Regions from separate parts of the Mus musculus genome. Here all the other regions are linked to region 2. A link is a loop called in an ENCODE intact Hi-C map of the cell type or tissue named here. Cell type or tissue: left cerebral cortex. All regions are shown on one strand. Links, peaks and the distances in the headings refer to the core of each region. The heading gives the core; the rest is flanking DNA.

Evidence for each region. Hi-C counts contacts between places; a loop is a spot of excess contacts. Peaks named below come from ENCODE experiments on the same cell type or tissue, not always from the same donor. Only the 100,000 strongest peaks of a DNase experiment are listed, where the experiment ranks them.
Region 1: a loop joins it to region 2, with 4 times the contacts of the local background. A loop is called at or near these places in 6 of 42 quality-filtered maps.
Region 3: a loop joins it to region 2, with 7 times the contacts of the local background. A loop is called at or near these places in 3 of 42 quality-filtered maps.

The regions. Positions count from the first base shown.
Region 1 is chr19:26,191,535-26,195,574 of GRCm38, forward strand. No RefSeq gene overlaps it. Among named protein-coding and RNA genes, the nearest start is that of 1700048O14Rik, 150 kb to the left of the region's middle. In left cerebral cortex, for the core only: a CTCF peak has its summit at 2,344 (motif pointing left); a DNase peak (open chromatin) is centred at 2,300.
Region 2 is chr19:25,671,618-25,675,657 of GRCm38, forward strand. It overlaps Dmrt2 (doublesex and mab-3 related transcription factor 2), which reads left to right and starts at 794. Exons shown (of 4, transcript NM_145831.3): 1 at 794-1,141; 2 at 1,799-2,359; 3 at 3,934-4,036. The coding sequence starts at 1,835. 2610016A17Rik (RIKEN cDNA 2610016A17 gene) reads right to left here and starts at 622. Exons shown (of 2, transcript NR_045347.1): 1 at 461-622. In left cerebral cortex, for the core only: a CTCF peak has its summit at 2,307; DNase peaks (open chromatin) are centred at 1,168, 1,887 and 2,273; H3K4me3 peaks cover 1,015 bases.
Region 3 is chr19:24,897,088-24,901,127 of GRCm38, forward strand. It overlaps Foxd4 (forkhead box D4), which reads right to left and starts at 3,929. Exons shown (of 1, transcript NM_008022.3): 1 at 1,856-3,929. The coding sequence starts at 3,747. The coding sequence ends at 2,413. In left cerebral cortex, for the core only: no CTCF peak of the experiment used is centred there; DNase peaks (open chromatin) are centred at 1,615, 2,154, 2,611 and 3,314; H3K4me3 peaks cover 439 bases.

The sequences.
Region 1 (4,040 bases), core at 988-3,487, 520 kb after region 2:
CCCAATGATGACATAGAATCAAGTTCACCACATTCTGTTTATCCCTACCAAACTTTTTTGTTGTTGTTGTTTTGTTTTCTATTTGTGTTTACAGTAAACTTCCAATCTATTTTACTTCTCCTGATATGTTCTATTCCATTAGGATTGTTTTAAACTTTATTTCTTGTTTTACTTTGTTTCTTATGTTACTTTCCCTACCTTTGAAATCCTACAGTGTTTTCTCATAACCTTTAGGCTAAATTCCTAAACCCTTGGTGTGGGGTCCAATGCCTTGGCTACCTGAACATTGCCTCTCTTTCCCTTTTACTTTCCTACATCTTCTGTTCTCATGGGTCCTAGCTAGTCCAAAATATATACCCTTACCTAAAGACCCCACACTTTATTCACTACCTTACCCTTAAACACATTCTTCTCTATAGCTGGAACATTTTGTGTTCTCCTTTCTACCAGATTAATTGCACTTTATTCTTGTTTGCATTCGTTTGAAATTGGTATTTGTTCATTGTACACGGTGTAAAGTTTCATATAGGAAAGTTTCCCAAATATATCACAGTTTGGGATGCTCCTTCCACCCCCATGCCCCATATCTGCTCTGCCTCTTTCATTAATTTCTCCTCACCTCACCTATGCTAGTCTCCTTTCTGCTTACACACACACACACACACACACACACACACACACACACACACACACACCTTTATGTATCTATACAGAATCCCGGGATCCGCAAATTAGAGGAAACCAATATTTGGCTTTTTGTGGCTGACTTATTTCACTTGCTATGATGTTCCTCAGTCCCATCCATTTTTCTTGCAAAGAACATGATTTAGTTTTTCTTTGTTGTTTAATACTTTTCCATTTGGTATATCTATCTCATTTTCTGTAGCACAGGTAGAGTTAAGTAGCTAACAAGAGCTATTGTGGCATGCAATGACAACAACGGGAAGTGAGTGCCAATGGGCTTCCCAGAGTCTACTTGACAGCTATAGGTAAGGTCAGTGACTACAACAGAAGCAATAGTCATAGGTAGGGCTAGCATGAGGCAGAACTACAATGTATGTCATAATTACTGCTCTTGTCTGCTGTTGCTGGTAAGATTACCTCCTTCCACATTGACTAAGCCCAGTTGATGCTAAAGTTGACAAAGCCTAGATAGTGGAATCTTTAGTTGGGAGTCTATCAGGGGAATGGGGTAAAGCACCTCTGAAGGAAGGGGAGATGAAGATAGGCTCTGGTGCCCCCCTTCAGTTTATCCTTCAGGATAAGCCTAATGCATCCCATATCCAGGAAAATACCCAGCCTACACTGAGCCTAGGAGATGGACTGAATGCTCTCTTGACTTCCACTTCCTATCTCTTTCATAACATTTAATAAGTCATTGTCTCTAAGTATGTTTAGGACGAGCATCATATCTATTCATCAGGCATCTCAGACTGCCATCTTCTCCTCATCTATAGATCCTCAAAGGAAGGTATGGTTTGTTATACATGACACTGAACATACATAAAATGTGGAGTAAACTGAAAAACTAATCATTCATAACCAAAACTTTCTATTGCATTATCAATGCAAACCCATGTCTGGCTCACTGGGGTAAAAAGGCGATTATTCAACTATGTCCTGTATTCTTATAACTTAACCAGAACATTAGAGAATAGAAATATGGTGTGCTCATGGCACTGCTTGTCAAGGCTTTAGGCACGTGCAGCCAATTGTCCTGATACAGAGAGAAGCATGCTGTAGCAGAAGAGAGAACTCACACCCTTATTTCATTCCACTGGCTCGTGTCTGAGAATAGCACAGCACAGGGCAGAGTCCATAGATTTGTTCCATTTGTCTTATGTTATGGTACCCTGCTCATAGTCTTGATGTGAAAGGCACCTTTCCATCTTATACATACATACATACAAAGCGCTAAAATTGTCGGTGTATGTGGATATGTGATATCAAAAGGGAAAGAATTAGTTGATTAGTTTGAACAAAATATCAGAATTGTTTGAACTATAACCTCATCAGCTCTAAATCCCATTTGCATCGCACAAGTACATACCATCTTTCTATCCAGGGTACCAGCCAGTCAAAACAGCCACCTTCCCACCAACCACTGCTGTGGTGATTATTTTTTACAGCCTGCTAGCACCTTCTCCAGGCTGCCTATCTCCCAGGCCTAGTCATTTTGTTTCTTTCCTACCTTAGCACACAAAGACCACAGAGCACAATGAACAGGACAGATGTGGAAGGCTGGCCTTTGACATAAAATGAGGGATAGGAAACAGTTTGGCCTCCAGTCTCCACTCTCAGTTCTTGCTGTGTCAGAACTCAGTCCCACAGCAGACAATGCCATCTTGTGGTTCTTGTGAAAATCATTCCTTGGAAAATTCAAGATGCTCACTGTACATCACCACTGACATTTCTTCTTCTGAGCCCTTTCAACTTTAATTATTAACCCCGAGATATCAGCTAATGAAAATAGGAGCCAGATTAAAATCAAGGCAGCTAATTATTCCTGGATGGGAAAATTCCTCTATGTTGCTTTAAGAGAATCCCAAAGAATCTTAGGACTTTCCTGCTTTTGATAGTAAGATAGAGGCAGCCTGGCCTGATGGCTTGTCTCCTGGGGGAGCAATATCATGCTATTTGTTTTTTCTTTTCCTGTGTGGATATAACTTTTTATAGCGATTCCCCCTCTAGCCTCATCCTGCATGTCAGCATTTTGAGTCCTGAATCCTGTGTGGAATCCCTCACCCACCCTTGTCCAAAAACGTAAAACCTGGATGTGAAGATTTCTGCAGATGCTGCTTTGGTGCCACTTGTTGGAGATGTGTGAGCACTGTGGGTCGAGTTGCATTTTCTGGAAACTTTGGTTTGTTAACCTCTGGAGCCTCAGAGAAATTGAAGGCAGGGCTCATCTCAGATGTTAAAGAGCGGCATTCGTGGTGCCAAAAGAAAAGTAAGGCCCTACTGGAAACATTTTCCTAGCAGTTTTCATAAGTGACCAGAAAGAACACTTCAAAAATCCTGGAAAGAACACGGTGCTCTAGTGAATAAATGACTGACATTTCTTTTGTTCCTGATAAACTGAATTTCAACAGAACCAGTAAAAGCAAACATTGTAAAATGTAGTTTTAAAGTATCAATATTTAAGTTTTAATTTTGCCTGTGGTTCTAAAACATATTGGTAACTTGGAAATCAAATGTTTTAGGAAGCAATCTGTCCATTAAGATCTCAAATATGTCTCATAAAACCTATTATCCTGGAATTAGGTGGTTTGGTTGTTTTTGGGGGGGCAGTGATTTTTTTTGTTATTGTTGATTTTGTTAATTTGTTTAATTGGCTGGTTGGTTTGAGGGCCTCTCAGAACCCAGACTGTCTGGAAAGTTGACAAATTACATCACAGATCTTGCTCTTAAGGACATTACAGCGGCCTGAAGGGGCAATTCCTGCAGTTAGTTCTGTAATGAATTGGGATTAGGTGGGCAAAGACAGCAAGCTGGTATACAAGTCTTAGAAATCTTGAAGGTTGTAGATGAAAGAGACTTGATAAATGATCATAAGGATTCCAGAATGCGAAATATGTGAGATAGAGGAACATAGGGGCATGTTCACTATAGAGGGTCTGGGTGTGGAAATAAGATGTATCCAAGCAAAGCTGAGACAAGGAAGGAGATGTGCTTGTAACTGAGGGAGAAACAGTAACCAAGCCCTCCAATCTACACAAGTCCATCTCCTGAGAACAAAGACATGGAAGGGTTGATGAGACCAGAGTCACCAGCTGACATAGTATCCTGAAACAACCAGTTCTAACATTGCAAGTCTTGTGTTTCAGGAAAGCTATCAGTCCCCCAGCACAAAGCTGGGAAGTTAGTCATCTGAAATGTACCATGATAAAGGTTGAGTTTAACAGTATTGTCATAGTTATTAAGAGGAGACTGGAGCAAAGGCAGCTTAACAGAACAGAAATCAGTTAGGAAGTTGAACTAATAACTGGAAGAAGTAAGAGCAGTCTGAACTAAGATAATATGAGAAGAGAACAGAGATA
Region 2 (4,040 bases), core at 914-3,413:
TTTCTTGATAATCACTCATTCACACATGCTAAAAGGCTGCTACGTTTTAAAAGTTTTTGTATAAATGCTTGCTTAGATTGAATATTTTTTTGTATCTAAAATTGCTAATGGCGTGGTTTATTTCTATTTGCTCCCAGAATGGACTGTGCTATCCACTGATAACAGGAAACCGTAGATGGGCTGTAGTCGTTGCTGCCACCTGCCTCGCAAGCTCTATGGAAGTAAGGAACTGCTTTGCACCTCGGAGTTATCCACAAACTACAGATATTTGTAAGACATCTGGGCGCTGACCAGCAAGATAAACATGGACTTGTTCGTGCGGAGAGAAGGATGCCAGAGTGCCCACTTTAGAGTGGCCTCTTCTCTCGGCCCAACTGCCGGTCGATGGTTAAACACCGGAGATTATGATATCATCGATAGAAATCAACGCTAACCTTTCTGATCTCTACCCCTTAGTTACCTTCTCGAGAACAACGCGATGTATAAGAGTACGAGAATCAGCTTGTTCTCTAGTCGGCGAGATAAAAGGCGACTGCTCCGCCGCAACCACTGCCCACATTTTTAGGTTTAGCTTCTGGATCAGGGACCCGGCTGCAGCGAAGGCTGGCGGGTGGACTCCGGCGGCGCAGTAGCGCTAAAGGGAAGCTTCCACTGGGCTGAGGAGGAGGGCGCTCAGCCCTAGTGCTCCGGCCAATCGGCGTGCACACCGCCTGAAAACCAACCAATCAGAGGACGCAGAGCTCGGGGTGGGGGTGGGTGGTGGATAATACTAGGAAGGGGAGCTCAGGTCCCCGACTGCAGTGAGTGTCTCTGCGCCGAAAGCAAGCAGGGTGCGCCTGAGGCGGAGTCCTGGGTCCGGGCCGGACCTTTTCCGTCCTCTTTGGACCAGAAGTGGGAAGTGAAGTGAGGCGATCCAGGGTGCAGAGGACCGAACAGAACTTTGCAGAATTTGGAATGTACGGGGTGAGGTTGCTGAGGCCTTGACTCGCCTCCGGCCTCTGTCCCCCGGTCGCCATCCAGTGGGCTCCCGCCTCCTGCTCTCAGACCCAATTCTGTTTGCTCCCACTGCCTGCAGCTCCGGGGGACAGATCCTGAAGCTGGCTCTCTTTTAACTGGGTTGCTAGCCTGAGCCTGGTTCTTGGTGAGTGCTGTGTTGTCGCCGCTGCTCGGGAGCCAGGGAGGGCACGGGGCGTGACTCTTCACTACGGCTTCTTTCTGTTTCTGGTTGTCTTGCCTTAAAGATGAAAATCAAGTTCCCTCAACCTTGTGCGGCTCAAGCACTACTGATACCAGACCAGCTTCTTCAGCTTCATGGCTGTGTCCCCCACTCCCTGTGTGTGTCCTATATAGAGCATCGGTTTAGGGGAACCGGAGGGACGAGAAGACCTCTCTAGAGTCTTTGTGGTGGTGTAGGTCAATGAGAGACATTTGGAAAACGAGGTTTCAAGGTCCCTTGTAATAAAAGGAAAGATAGTTGTACCTTCGACATTTTTATATTTATCATGGCCATGTTAACTGGCTGTGGAAAAGCCTGACAAGTGGCTTAAACTGGCCAGTTAGTAAGGTCAGTGGGTGACTTGTCTGGAAAGGCAGACAGGACTCAGGTTAAAGGTCAGGTGCACAGACCACTTAGAATTAGTAAAATACAAGCTTCGTTGAACTGTGGATCTCGGGTGTGGCCTGTAGAAGAAAACTGAGTAATTCAAGGGGGAAAGCTGGCCTTGCAGAAATTCTGGGCCGAGTCTCAGAGAGGGTCCCTAATTGCGACGGGTCTTTAGGCCTTTTTCTGTCTCCCTAGCGCGCGGGCAACCGAGCCGAACGACAGTCTAGTGTCATGACGGAAGGGCAGGCAGTCCCGGGAGTCGGGGACTGGGAGATCGACGTGGAAAGCCTAGACCTGGAGGAAGATAGCTGTGGGACTCCACTGCGGGCCACGCCGCCGCAGGAACCCAGTCCGGCGGCGGCCGATGGGGAGGAGGACGAGGACGAAGAAGAGGAGGATGAAGATGTGGAGGACGAGGGTGACGGCGAGGAGCCCGGCGTGTCCTCGGAGGTGCCAGGCCGGCCAGAGCAGCCCGGGGGACTGGCACCCAGGCCACCGCCTGCTGCTCAGGCGCTGCCAGCCGCCGCCGCCGCCCCTGAGCGCGGTGCCACCGCCGGTGGCGGCGCAGAGCCGCGCAAACTGAGCCGCACACCCAAGTGCGCACGCTGCCGCAACCACGGCGTGGTATCCTGTCTCAAGGGCCACAAGCGATTCTGTCGCTGGCGGGACTGCCAGTGCGCCAACTGCCTGCTGGTGGTGGAGCGCCAGCGTGTCATGGCCGCCCAGGTGGCGCTCCGGAGGCAGCAGGCCACAGAGGTGGGTGCCGACAGGCTGGGGATAGGTCTCCAGGGTGCGCGCCCAGGCAGGATGAGGGAGTCCCTTACAGCAAGGAGCTGGGCTTCCACTCACACAACCCAGTGACCCTCGATCTCAGATCGCCTGGCAGGAGAGGTTCAGACACTGTCTCGCTAGCCTGCGGGGTTCCGGAGGGAAAGCCGTGGCCTTCGATGCAGAAAGTGCTGAAAAAGTCTCCTATTCAAAAAGCATTGAGAGGCAAAGGAATTAGGTCCATTTGGGACATCGCGGAAAAGTCAATAAAAATAAATATTTTCGGGTTTAGTTTTGCAGGTGGTTGGGGAGGGAGGAAGGTGGTTGACAGAGCGGTTGATGTCCAGTCAGGATGAAGCAGCACGCGGTGCTGTCACTGTGTGTCGCCCCACCTTGATACTTAGGCAGAACTTGATGCCCATTTTCCGGATGAGACCAATATGACAGCGGAGTTAAGGGCCCCTCAGTCCAAGGCTATTGACTATGTGACCTGCCAGAGAATGCTTAGAGGTCTTAGCAGTCCCCACGGTGCGGTGCGGTGCGGTGCGGTGCGGTGCGGTGCGGTGCGGTGCGGTGCGGTGCGGTGCGGTGCGGTGCGGTGCGGTGCGGTGCGGTGCGGTGCGGTTCTGTTGTGAGAAGTCAGGATTTCTCCTAGAGAGACTTTTGAACCCTGGAGTTTATACTTCCTCTTGTTGCTTTGGGGGAAGTGATGCAGGTTTCACAGAATCTCCTCTCAGACCTGAGGTTAGGCAAAATGTTGAATTCTTTGTTATCGTTATTCCTGTGATTGTTTGATTGTTTTCCCTGGCCGAGGTGGCCTTTAGGCAAGTGCTCTGCAATTGATCTTCTACCCGGGTTCCCCGGGAAAACTTTCGATTTGACTTCCCCTGCAGATAGGTGCTGGGAGGTAGTTAGGTCACCGAATATAGTGGGTGACTCCAAAGGGAACCTGCTCAAACTCACCAGACGGGCTTGGGGAACCTCAGATGGCCCTGGCTCTGGGTTCAACCTCTTTCCTAGATGGGCTAGTTGGGAGTAACCTGGCAGTGACCAGAGGACTCCCAGGCTGGTGTCCCTTAAGAGTTTTTTTTTCTGCCTTCACGTATACCACCTCCTCCAGAGAACTAGATAAATACAGAAGACCCCCCTCAAACTCTGGCACCCCATAGTGTCTACTCCACCTAGGGGAGAAACCACCCTGTATTTTTTTTTTTTTTTTTTTTTTTTTTTGGTCCTCAGAGGCAGTTAATATTCTGCCTAATGGGCATCAAGTTCTGCCTCAGTGTCAAGGTAGGGTGACAGCCTGGGCACTTTCACACTGAGGAGGCAACCATCCCCCCACCCAATCTTTCTAGGCTCTGTTCTTAAAGTCTCCTTGACTGTGGGTCTCACCTCCCTCTCTACACGTGTTCTCAGCTTCGTGAGATTAAGAGGCACTCCCGTTAATTATTTTGGAATGATTTTTTTCTCATAAGAGTTGGCAAAACAAATGCGTTAAAGGTTGGGGTGGTTTCAGAGGCTTTCTGGATGCTGCTCCTCACAGTTGTTTCTTGAATTTACAGGACAAGAAGGGGCTTTCTGGGAAACAGAACAATTTCGATCGGAAAGCAGTGTACCAGAGGCAAGTCAGGGCGCCGAGTTTGCTGGCCAAAAGCATTTTAGAAGGTAA
Region 3 (4,040 bases), core at 988-3,487, 770 kb before region 2:
TTCCCTCTGTGAACGGTGGGGTTCTGCAGTCTTTTCTTCAGGGAATTTTCAGTGGGTCAATGCCTGGCGCTCCAGGAGCAGAGGGCAGAGAGTAGCTGATGGTAAGCGCCATTCATTCCTAGAGGGCAGAGACCAAGGTAGTGCCCTCCCGCTCTGACCGTGGGGATGGCCCGCACAATCCGTTCAGGATCCGTCCAGTCAGTCTGTCGCCACGAGACCGTCCAGCTTTCGGGATCTCAGAGGCCACACTTTAAAAAAAAAAAAAAAAAGCCCAGCCCAAGATACCCGCGCGACGTGGAATCCAGAACCGCCGGCTGTGGCTCCGCGTGGGCGGGGAGGAGGCGATGAGGATAGCCAGACTGTGCACGCGGCGCGTCCTCGAGTGCTCCTGGGATGTGGCACCGTAGGGACGCCCGGTGGCGGCGGTTGCTGGTGCGCGAGTTCCTGCGGGTTCTCAGGAGCCGCGACCACAGCACGGTTCCCGGGCTTGGTGCAGGTCACACCGGGAGGGGGTCCAAGCTGTCCTAGTCTTCGGGGCTCCCTAGCCTAATGGACACTTGGGACGACTTTCATCTCACCTCGCCATGAGATCTTGGAAAGTCTGGTCTTGCTATGGTTTTGATACTAAAGCATTTCAACTGAGGAACGGACCTTGGCCAGGCTCTGACGGGGTCGTCCTCCTGCTGGGACAGGTTTGGGCGTGGGAGGAAAGGGAGTTCCGAGCGCTGGAGCCCACCTCGGTCCTGCCCAGGGATCGGCTTCAGGGGGGAGGCAGCGCGCGAGGGGGTGGGGGATCGGATGCAAAGTTAACTGAATACCTGGAGGTGGCCAGGCTGGAAACATCTTTGCACAAAGCGCAAAGGGGAGATGCGGATACACGGGAAAGGGGATCTCTCTCTCTCTCTCTCCCTCTCTCTCCCTCTCTCTCTCTCTCCCCCTCTCTCTCCCTCTCTCCCTCTCTCTCTGATTTGCCTCTAAACTCTCAGATTGCTGCTGGCCACCAAAGGAGTGGTACTTTGGGGACCAAGAGCCCAGGGGCCAAACGGAGGAAAGCTGCCTGTCCGAAAGCTCAAAGCTACTAATGTCTGAGTTTAGGAACTTTCCAGAAGTTCCCACAAAGCTCTCAGATTGGAAGGGGTTGAGGTAGCAGGCAAGGCGAGCAGTAGGAGTTCTGGGCTATGGGGTGTAAACAAGGAAATGTAGACTTCTTTGCTAAGGGTGGGGAACACAGTGGGTTTCTTCTACTCGGCGCTCGGCTTTCCTCAAAGCCGTGGATTATAATGACCCAACATCTAAAATCCCGCCTTCTGGGAGTCGTAGGTGATGGGCGTTCCCTTGTTTTCCTTGTATCCTGGAGCTGAATCACTCTTACAAGGATCTCTCAGAAATTATTTATAAAGAAAAGGCCTTGAAAATACTAGCATTTTTTTAAGTAAACGCAACAGTCGTTTATTTTCCAAGAATAGATACACTAGTTCAAATTGATCTCCAGTCATCCTCCAGTTTACCTCAGAAAAACAACTTGAGAAAAATAGCGCACAAGCTCAGCGTTATTGGGCACGCTAAGAATTCTGGAAACTGAAATAGGAAGATCGCTAGTTCCAGGCCACCAAAGGCTGCACAGCGAAACTCTCCTTTGAAAAACCTAAATTTAATTCGTTAGAATTAAAACTAGTTTATAAGATAAACTTTGGCCCTCAAATAGTTGGAACTTTTAAAGCCCATATTTAAAACGTGTCGTCCCCGATTTCTCTAATGGATATAAATCATAAAAACGAATTGTGAGATAAGAATAGAAATTTTTTTAAAATTTCATTTATGAAAGCAAATAACGAGACATAGGAAACAAGCGATGTAGCATTGTAGTTTCGTATTTTATTCAATCTCTATAACTAGGCTTAGTTTTAACACTCCCCGTTGGAGTAGGACACGTCGTATATACAAGAGATAAATGTTATGAAATTACCCTATTTGTATTACCTACGGGTTTCGGAGCATGTACGCATTCGCAGTCGCAGTCGCCACTGGGAACACTGGCAGTTCCTAAGCAATGTGGATGGTGATGTTTTGTATTGCAGACTGTTTTGTTTTTATTAACAGCAAAACACCTCACTCACTTTCATAGTCATAGGTCCTCGGGAAGTATGTAAGTCGGGAAAACCGTGGAAGCCACAACCGAAGCGGACAAGACCAAGCAAGACTTGTAGATCCAGGATTTTCCCACTTTTGTGTTGTCAAGCGAGCAGAACACATTTGTAACAATTTGGAAGGACTTAGTGCGCACTCCGCTGCTGGCTTTCTACGCACAAGCCTAGCAGGCGGGTGGTGCAAACCTAGAAAGTGGTTCCATTTTGCCACTTGGCTCCAGGTGTGCCAAGGCGACCCAGCCTGGAGGCTGGGCCTGGGTGCTGCTTAAAATTCGGGCAAGGTCCCCTCTCGGCCCGAAAGAGCGGCCAGGGTTGTCAGCCTACCGTCGTCAGCTGCAGGCTGTTGCCTCAGCAGCGCCGCAACGGCGGACAGGTGCTGGCCTAACCGCACGCCTTTACCGGGAGCGCAGCTAATGGCACAGTGATGCTGTTCTTGCTGCAGCGGCAGCGGCGGTTGCGGCTGCTGAGGCAATATTGTCCGGGAACCTGCGGACATGTGAAACAAAGGGGAAGCGGCCTGGGGGTGCAGCAGGCACGGTGGATGTTGCAGCAGGTGGCAGTAGCTCCACGGAGCAAAGGACGGACTCTGCGCAGACCCAGTTCCTCCTCCTGTAACCCCCTGCATGATGCTCTCGATGGTGAACGAAGCGCACCCGCGTCCGGACCGAGTTCCAGAGCTCTGGTCTCTCTCCCAAGGCTGGGAACCCAGTACGGGCTGCAGCGCGGGAATGGCTAAGGGGGTGGCGGGGTCCGCGCCTTCCGCTTTTCTAGGGTTGTCGCCATAGGCCGGGGCCGCGAGCAGCAGGTAGCGCATGGGATGCGGATGCAGCGGGGCGCACGGGTGACTCCGAGGCGGGGCAGCGGGATGAGCTGCGAGGTTAGGCTGTGGTGGGGCAGAGTAGCGGAGCAGGAGGCTGGGCTGGGAGACGTGCAGGGTGGCGGGCACAGCGGGTGGAGGGAAAGGGCAGTGCGGGTGGCCTCCCGAGGGCGGGTGGTGGCGCTTGAAGCGCTTCCTGCGCCGGAGGAAGCTGCCGTTGTCGAACATGTCCTGGGAGGCGGGGTCCAGGCTCCAATAGTTGCCCTTGCCCGGGTGGCCCGGCTCGCGAGGGATCTTGACGAAGCAGTCGTTGAGCGACAGGTTGTGGCGGATGCTGTTCTGCCAGGCGGGGAACTTACGGCGGTAATAGGGGAAGCGGCCGCTGATGAAGGCGCAGATACCGCTGAGCGTCAGGCGCTTGTGCGGGCTCTGCAGGATGGCCATGGTGATGAGCGCGATGTAGGAGTACGGGGGTTTGGCGGGCTGCGGGCCGTCGGCTGTGGTGGTCGCCGGGGTCCGTGGTGCTCGGAACTTGCGGAGGAACCCGGAGGAGTTACTCAGATCGCCGCAGTCCCCCGCGCTCCTCCCTGCAAGAGTGCGGGCTCCGGGCCTCTGCAGGGATCGCTCCAGGCACTTATGGCTCTCCTCCTCGTCATCCTCTTCTTCCGTCTGATCTCCATCTTCCTCCTCTGCCAGCACGTCGATCTCCACCTCATCCTGGTCGGAACTTAGAGGACTGGGCGGTGGAGTGGAACGAAGGTGCCCAGCTCTTGCTGAGTTCATGGAGGATAGGAGGGAAGAGGGAGAGGAGGGGACGGACGTGGGGGCAGCTCACCTGGTTTGGGATGGGTGAGTTAGCAAGGATGAGTCTGCTGGGAAACTGGAGCGCTCCTAGGTTAGGCTTCCTTGTTCTTTTCTGCTTTTTCTTTCTAACACCCTTTGGCAAGGAGCACTTGGTGTTTTAAGTTTCTCTGAGAAGTGCGCAGCTATATATCCTTCTTTGCCGTTCCTCGGGCTGGAGCCACGTCCTCCTGACGCGGTCCAATGATGGGGGGTCCTTGGTCCCTCCTCTTCAC